2 separate regions of the Homo sapiens genome follow, and region 2 is linked to region 1. The links are chromatin loops, found by intact Hi-C in ENCODE. Cell type or tissue: B cell. All regions are shown on one strand. Each heading gives the region's core, and the rest is flanking DNA. Links, peaks and the distances in the headings are about the cores only.

Evidence for each region. Peaks named below come from ENCODE experiments on the same cell type or tissue, not always from the same donor. Only the 100,000 strongest peaks of a DNase experiment are listed, where the experiment ranks them.
Region 2: it touches region 1 in a loop (3-fold over the local background); 9 of 110 quality-filtered maps call a loop at or near these places.

What each region holds. Positions count from the first base shown.
Region 1 is chr13:23,869,322-23,873,717 of GRCh38, reverse strand. It overlaps MIPEP (mitochondrial intermediate peptidase), which reads left to right. Exons shown (of 19, transcript NM_005932.4): 6 at 3,523-3,705; 7 at 4,270-4,396. Among named protein-coding and RNA genes, the nearest start is that of PCOTH, 17 kb to the left of the region's middle. In B cell, for the core only: CTCF peaks have their summits at 1,672 and 1,879; DNase peaks (open chromatin) are centred at 1,897 and 2,747.
Region 2 is chr13:23,693,500-23,697,895 of GRCh38, reverse strand. No RefSeq gene overlaps it. Among named protein-coding and RNA genes, the nearest start is that of TNFRSF19, 130 kb to the right of the region's middle. RefSeq lists an enhancer at 1,579-2,152. In B cell, for the core only: no CTCF peak of the experiment used is centred there; a DNase peak (open chromatin) is centred at 1,945; H3K4me3 peaks cover 914 bases; H3K27ac peaks cover 1,221 bases.

The sequences.
Region 1 (4,396 bases), core at 256-4,255:
TCATATCTTCTAACCAAGTCCTTGCATTGTTCCTACAGTCCTGCATCTGTCTGCATCCCAAAAGCAAATCACCTTGATTCTTATCACCAAACACCCGGGCTGTTCTAAAGGCCTCTGTCTTCCTAACAGTGATTTAACATCAACTGAGTATTTGCTACTTTAAATCATATATTTCTCATCAAATCCTCACAACAATTTTGAGCTTGGTGCTACTATTATTCCTGGCTTTTTTTAGACCAAGGCTGTAGAGGTTGTGGGACGTTATTTTGTAAGCCAGACAGACTCCAGAGCCTCCATGGCCAGCATGTCACCATCCTGCTGGTCAGTCTTCCCCGTCTGTGAACACTGGATTAGTTTTCATAAAGTATTGATTTGTTACTTTCCTGCCCAGAATCCTCCTGTGGACTTCCCATTGTCTAGTGAAGTTAACATGTAACAAAGAGCTCACACTCGTGGCTGTGCTCCGGCTGTCAGCCCCTCATACACAGTGTCCTCCCCCATGTGTTTGCTGTCCTCCTCCTAGGCCTGCTCACCAGGTTTCCCTGGCTGAAGTCCCCATGAAGGCTTCATCCTCACGCCACATTGCGAAGCTTTTATCAGTCCCCCAGGTGGAATTTTGTATTCATCCGAACGTATTTTACTTATTTCAGTCATGTGGCATTCTTCTTTACCTTTTGTTGATGATGATGCTGTTATTGTTGTGTTGCTTATCTAACTTCTAGGCTTACAAAGGATCAAGAACGTGGATCATGTTTTTTAATGCATATTAGTTTTGGACTCAGTAAAAGTATTGAGTGAATGTATGACAAATCATGATAATGCTAGCTATCATCAAGTTTGATATCTTCAGAAGGAAGGTTGCTAGTAGAGAATCCATGTGAATAGTTTTAATGTATCCTTATGAAGGGTGCTTTTGAAATTTTGCTGACAAATAGTATATGTTCAGTTTCACCAGCATAGACATTGCCGCTTTTATCTAACATATGATTACAGTGTAGCTCCTCTTTCCCCGGGAGCAGCTCCCAGGGAACCCCTCAATATTGAATATGCAACTAAAGTAAACCTGCTCAGTTTTTCCCTTGTAACTTCCATGTTTGTTCTCAGAGGTGCTCCACTAGGACAGGATATAAAGTAGACATGTTCCATTTTTCAAAAGAGAGACCATGAAATAAACCCACCAACAAAATCTATAAATCATCAAAGCCTATGTTCTTTCCAGTTGGTTTCTTATTTATTTATTATTATTATTATTTTTTGAGACAGAGTTTCACTCTTGTTTCCCAGGCTGGAGTGCAATTGGGCAATCTTGGCTCACCGCAACCTCCGCCTCCCGGGTTCAAGCGATTCTTCTGCCTCAGCCTCCTGAGTAGCTGGGATTACAGGCATGTGCCACCACGCCCAGCTAATTTTGTATTTTTGGTAGAGACGGGGTTTCTCCATGTTGGTCAGGCTGGTCTCGAACTCCCGACCTCAGGTGATCCACCTGCCTCAGCCTCCCAAAGTTCTGGGATTATAGGCGTGAGCCACTGCACCCGGCCTTAATTTTTAAGGTCTCATACAAATATAACTTATAAGTTTAAATGTAATAGAAATGTTTATTTTTAACATTATTTAATAACACAGAAATTTCATAGAATTTTTCAAGAGTTCAGATTATTGTACATTTCATTGTTACCACAGAATGATGAAGTGATATGCCTGGCAGATCATTGAAGTTGGCATGAACTCAGTTTTGATTTTTCCAGAGGTTTTATCAGTAGATAAAATCTTCAAAGTAGTTAATTTTATCACATTTTTTTTTTCAAAGTAAAAGTTTTGAAGACAATTTTGGAACTGTAATGTGATTTCAAAATCTTGTTCATCTTTTTTGTTATTCCACTTGTTACCATTAGGTGGTGATAAATGGCCATATCAAACAAAATAAGCAAAGAGAAATCTGGACTGTAAGGAAATGGGAGTCTCCTAAAACTTTTTTCCATGAAATTTGAATTTTCTATATTGAAATTCTGGGGATATTGATATATACTCAATTTTTTCAGCATCTTATCAAGCATGCCTCTACATCATCTATGTTTATCTTTAAAAAGTATATTAGTATTGTGGCTTAATCATTTTTTAGGAGCATAGAACAGTTTAGAACTTGTTAATTGCTATCTCCTCTCCCAGAAAGATTTGTGTACACTTTCACCTGAAGCCCAACATGAGCCCAGTGCGGAGCCTGTCTAGTTTTTTGGTAACCAGTAACTGAAAATTCATATGCAGAGCCTGTCTAGTTTTTGAGTAACCAATAACTGAAAATTCATCTGCAGAGCCTGTCTAGTTTTTGAGTAGCCAATAACTGAAAATTCAGCCCTTCTCCTCCAGTCAGCCTAATTATGTGGTTTCTAGTTTATATTTAATCTTAGAGCATTTATGGCAACCCCTTTGCTAATACACGTTTTCTCAGGTTATTGTGTATTACAAAGATATGACTGCAAGATTAAACCTAAGCAGATGTGTCCGCACCATCCACGTCCTCATCACTGACCATTTGAAGGCCTGGCAGGAGCAAGGACCATGTGCCACATGGCAGGGACACAGAGTAGAAGAAAGGACCATGCCCTGGGGTTCCAGTCTGCTTCTTAGACTTCACTGTATCATTCTGTAGCAGCTCAAGCACATGCAAAATCAGAACTTTATTCCCCCCTGAGACAGGGTCTCGCTTTGTTGCCCAGGTTGCAGTGGTGTGATCGTAGCTCACTGAAGCCTTACCTCCTGGGCTCAAGTGATCCTGCTGCCTCAGCCCCACATAGGGCTGGGACTGCAGGCGTGTGCTACCACACCCAAAATCAGAACTTTTAAAATGTGCTTCCCCCTTCTGGAGGCTCACTACACTTTTGCAAATAACTGTTTTTTTGTTTTTTGTTTTTTTTTGAGACAGAGTCTCCCTCTGTCTCACAGGCTGGAGTACAGTGGTGCGATCTCGGCTCATTGCAACCTCCGCCTCCTGGGTTCGAGCGATTCTCGTGCCTCAGCCTCTTGAGTAGCTGAGATTATAGGCACGTGCCACCACGCCCAGCTAATTTTTGTATTTTTAGTAGAGATGGGATTTCACCATGTTGGCCAGACTGGTCTCCAACCCCTGACCTCAAGTGATCTGCCCTCCTTGGCCTCCCAAAGTGCTGGGATTACAGGCGTGAGTCACTGCACCTGGCATGTGTTTTTCAATGTTGTTAATTTCAACAATTAGTTATATAACCTAGACATAAAATAGAACTAGAAGTTATGTAAATCTTAAAACATAGAAACATCAGAAAACCATAAGTATGATCTTTTTGTTAGAATATTAAATATCTGTTAAAAGTAAAATTAATATATTATTTATAATATAGTAACAATATATTCATTTTACTAAACTAATATTTTATTAAGTGATAATTCAACAATATATATGTTGATTTGACATATTTATATTTTGTTTATTAAATTGTGAAATATTAATTCAAAACGCCTTTAAATAACTTTTACTCCTCCTGCATACAGCGTAAAAGAGCAGTGGACCTCAATGTTAAAATCTTGGATTTGAGTAGTACATTTCTTATGGGAACCAATTTTCCCAACAAGATTGAGAAGCATCTCTTACCAGAACACATTCGTCGTAACTTTACATCTGCTGGGGATCATATCATAATTGATGGTCTCCACGCAGAATCACCAGATGACTTGGTATGTATGTTTCATTCTCTTTGTTGTTTAGGTCCCATTTGTGTGTTGCTACTGTTTTAACCCAAAATTCAGTGATAATATAATAGTATCCTTAAAAACTTTTTAGCATTACTAAGCCCTAAAAATTTAACTTGTGGAATTATTAATGCCATAAACACTTTAAAGAATGAAAATGATTTAATTACTTATATTTCATACAAGACTCCTTATTTTTAAAGTATGATTAATAACACCATTAACTGACATTCTAGACTACAGAGACTTTTAAATTCATGCAGCCTTACTTCTCCTGGTTAAGACGCTTTATAGCATAGAGATCCACGCACTGGGTAGAGGTTTGCCCCACCGTACCTCAGAACAGTACCCTAGAGCTGCAGTCAAGTATGCTATTGCATCCCATGCTATTTTATGACTCTGGAAGCTTTATGGCCTCGTGTAGACCATTGCTTTATTTTGAAAGCAGTGATCATCTGCAGATCAAGTGGTGAGCATGAGCCTGTGTTATTGTTGCATAGGACTGTGTGATGATATTTATAGCCTTCACCATTTACTTTTTAAACGTAGGTGCGAGAAGCTGCTTATAAAATTTTTCTTTATCCCAATGCTGGTCAATTGAAATGTTTAGAAGAATTGCTCAGCAGCAGAGATCTTCTGGCAAAGTTGGTGGGGTATTCCACGTTTTCTCACAGGG
Region 2 (4,396 bases), core at 272-4,271, 180 kb after region 1:
TAAAGTGAGAGACATGTAACTCTTCCTTTCACTCAAACACTTAGAAGGCCAATACAGGGTTATTAAATGGCATAATTTCAATATTGTTGTGTCTCAGGGAATAGGGAGGCCTGAGGAGAGGGAGAGAGACAGGTAATAGCTGGTCCATGGAGCAATCAGGATAAATCACCATTTATTGCTTATAAATCACCATTTATTGCTTAATATATCACCATTTATTGCTTAAGTTCACCATCTTATATGGGGTTAGTTCATGGTGCTCCAAAATAGTTACAATAGTAACATCAAAGATTACTGATCACCTTAACAGGTATAATATCAAGGCTAGGAGTTTGAGGCTACTGTGAGCCATGATTACACCATTGCACTCCAGCCTGGACAAACTTGAAAGATCCCATCTCTACAAAAAGATAGGAAAATTGGCTGGGTATGGTGGCACACACCTGTAGTCTCAGCTCCTGGGACGCTGATGTAGGAGGATTGCTTGAGCCCAGGAGTTCAAGGCTGCAGTAAGCTATAATCACACCACTGGACTCCAGCCTGGGCCACAGATTGAGACTCTGTCTCTAAAAAACAAACAAACCAACAAATAAACAGATATAATGTTAATAATGAAAAAGTTTAAAACATAGTAAAAATTACTAAAATGTGACACAGAGACATGAAGTGAGCCTATACTGTTGGAAAAACAGCGCTGATGGACTTGCTTGATGCAGGGTCGCCACAAACCTTCAATTTATAAAACATGCAATATCTGCAAAGCGCAATAAAAGCGAGGTGTGGCCGTCAGGTCCGTCCCAACCCAGGTTTGCTCTATGCAGCCAGAACACCTCACCCTACCCCCACCCCCACGGACGCTCATACAGTTGGGTGGATTTTCCACCCCAATGCTATGAAAACAGAAAATCCACCCCATTCTCTTCTGGCCTTTTTATTTTTGAGGAAGAATGCTCTGCAGCATTGTAGCTCTGAGAAAGAGGGAGGATTCCAGTGTTCCCATGACTCAACGTGGAGGGTTCCCATTTCCATGCCTTTCTTCTTTCACTGCTGCTCCCAGCTCCCACCTCCTGAGCTGGGCATCAGGAATCTTTTGTGTGTAAAGCACAGGAAGGACCCAGCCCAACCACAAGTGACCGGCTGGCTTTCCTGTGATTCCCTGGGCCTCAAGGCCAGTGCATTACCAATGCCGTGGGGTCTTCAGTCCAGGGGGCCTCTCCAGCCTTCCCGATGCCTCTGCCGGGTGCTTCTGCTGTATTTAGAAAAGCATTTGGTTCCTCTGATTAGGTAATGTCTGGTAAGTTCCCAAGGAAGGTTTCATTCACATTTTCAAGTTAAGGTGAACTGAGATGCTTTAAACTCAGTGAAGCCAGAGGACTTGGGGCCCAATTCCGTCCTTGGGCAGGGGTGTGAGGGAGCTCCCGTGGGCAGGCTGTCCAGCATCAGTTTAGACCCCGTCCCAGTAAGCACGATGAGCGCTGTGAAATGAGAAGGGCAGGCTGGGCTGAGGGAGGGAAGAGCAAGAGGTAGGAAGGAAAGAATGTCTCAGCCCGCACCGCCCCTGGGCGGAGGCGCATGGTGCACCCCAGCCACTCTGTCGGCCAGCCCCTCCTTCTCTGGTAGTCCCCCGATCTCCCACTCAAATGAAGATCTGCTCTCCCTCCGAGCAGGCAGGCCTGATGCTTCCAGCCCGCTGGCGGGGAGGCCTGGCGTCTCGCCCTAGAGGGGCCCATGACGCGATGGGTGGGGCCCCATTTGAAATGAAAATGTGGGGTTCCTGTTCAAAAGAGTATTAAGAGTTCCGAGGGTGACGGCAGGCCGAGCAAGAGCCCAGAGGTGCTCTGAGCACAGGCCCTATGCCACTTCCTGCCGCACAGCCTGAGCCGCCCCAACCCCCGGGGGAGGCAGGTTTGTCAGCACTCGGCCTGGACTGAATCCGGATTAAATTGCGCTCTGCAGCACAGAGGCCCCGGTCAGGCGCCCGTGGGGGCACAGGCCTGCACCTGCTGCTGATATGCACTTCGAGAGCGGGCGGGCGCGGCCTTGCCAGAGGGCTCTGGGTTTGAATGAGGAAGCAGCGCGGCGGGGCGGCCTCTGCAGGAGAAGGTGCTGGCGGCAGGGAGGGGCGCGGACGCGGCCCAGCAGCTGGCAGGGACTTCACGGGAATATCGGCCGACAGCCCTCGAAGAAGCCACAGCAGGGAGGAAATTTTCCCTCTGCCCACTTCAGGCCAAGATGGCTGGTGTCGGATGAATGCCCCGGGGTCACCTGCTGAAAAGAAAAAAACCCAATGCCCAGTCTAATCGCGCGCGCAGGGGCTCCGGGCCCTCCCGAACCCTGGCAGCCCCGCAGGGCCCTTTGTGCCCGCGGCGTGTGGAGCGCGGAGTCTCCGGGAAAAGCCCCCCCTTAGGCAATCCGGGCCATTTCCGAGGCGAAGGCTGTGGCCGGCGAGGTGCTGGCTGTCTCTGAGCCGGCGCTCCAAGGCCGACACCCCTACCTGGAGAGGGCCCTGGGCGCCCGCCGGCTGGGGACCCGGCGGGCAAGGCTCACAGGAATTCCCGCCCAGGCCTTTCTGGAGGGGGCTCAGGAGCCAAGCCTGGAGTGTCCCCAGCTGACTTTCCCTGGATGCCTCCCCAGGTGGTCCTGCCACGACAACAATCAAATGAAAACTCAAACAAAAACACCAAACCCCTTTTATTTCCTGCAAGCATTAGCGCATGTCTTTCCAAAAGGCTTGGCCTGCGATCCTGTAGGCATGGAGGCCCAGGGGTGCGTTCTCAGCCGGCGGGGCCCCTCCTAGGGGCCTGCCCTTTCCTTACCCTCCAGCCAGTGTCTCCCGACCCCGGCTCAGCAACTTCCCAAGTGGGCCGCCAAATTGCACAATGTCATATGTCCATTCCTTCATCATCTTCCCTGTTAGGCACATCCTATGTCCTCTTAATATACATTAAGGCCGGGCGCGGTGGCTCACGCCTGTAATCCCAGCACTTTGGGAGGCCGAGGCAGGCGGATCACGAGGTCAGGAGATTGAGACCATCCTGGCTAACACGGTGAAACCCCGTCTCTATTAAAAATACAAAAAATTAGCCGGGCATGGTGGCGGGCGCCTGTAGTCCCAGCTACTCGGGAGGCTGAGGCAGGAGAATGGCGTGAACCCGGGAGGCGGAGCTTGCAGTGAGCCGAGATCGCGCCACTGCACTCCAGCCTGGGCGACAGAGCAAGACTCCGTCTCAAAAAAACAAAACAAAACAAAACAAAATGTGTATATATATATATATATATACACACACATTAAAGATATGGGAAACAGATACCTATAAAATCACACCTGAGATGAAATAGATAGTAACATTTTTCCATAGTTGTTTTAGAGGTTTTTTTAAATAAAAACATTACAATTTCAGCCACTCCCCACCTCAACCCTCAACCCTTTACCCTACCTTTTCTTGGCAACTAAATCTATCCACCATCTCAGTAGCTTCTTTTTTCTTTTTCTCATCAATAATGATACCAATCCTTTTTTGGTTATGTCCTTTGTAAATATCTTCTCCCTGTTTGTGGCTTAACTTATTAATTGATACATGGTGACTCTTTTGATAGACAAGTATTAAATTTGAATGTAGTCAAATATGTTCATTTCTTATAAACTGTTCATAAGCAGTTTATATTTTTAAAGTCAAATTAAAGAAAGCTTTCTCTACCCAAGGCCAAAAAAGATACTCTCCTCTATTTTATTCTAAAAGTTTCAAGCTTTGCTTTGAACATTTAGATCTTTAATTCACAGGGAATTTATTTTTGTGCATGGTGTGAGCTAGAACTCCAAGTTTATTTAAAATGTTCACATAGAAACCAACTGTCCCAAGGTCCACTGACCTGCGGTGCTGCCTGTCACATGTCACACTTTCATGTATGGATGGCCGGTGTCTGCACTCTATGTTATATTCTTTGTCTGTTGTGCAAATATCAGAGGTGTTTGAACCAGAGCAACTTCATCTTGAATAGGGGCTGGGTAAAATGAGGCCGAGATCTACTGGGCTGCATTCCCAGACAGTTAAGGCATTCTAAGTCACAGAATGACCTAGGAGGTCAGTACAAGATACAGGTCATAAGAACCTTCCTGATAAAAACAGCTTGCAGTAAAGAAGCCAGCTAAAACCCACCAAAACCAAGATGGCGACAAGAGTGACCTCTGGTCATCCTCACTGCTACACTCACGCCAGCGCCATGAGAGTTTACAAATGCCATTGCAAGGTCAGGAAGTTACCCCATATGGCCTAAAAAGGGGAGGCATAAATAATCCACCTCTTGTTTAGCATATAATCAAGAAATAACCATAAAAATGGGCAAGCAGCAGCCCTGAGGGCTGCTTTCTATGGAGTAGCCATTCTTTATTCCTTTA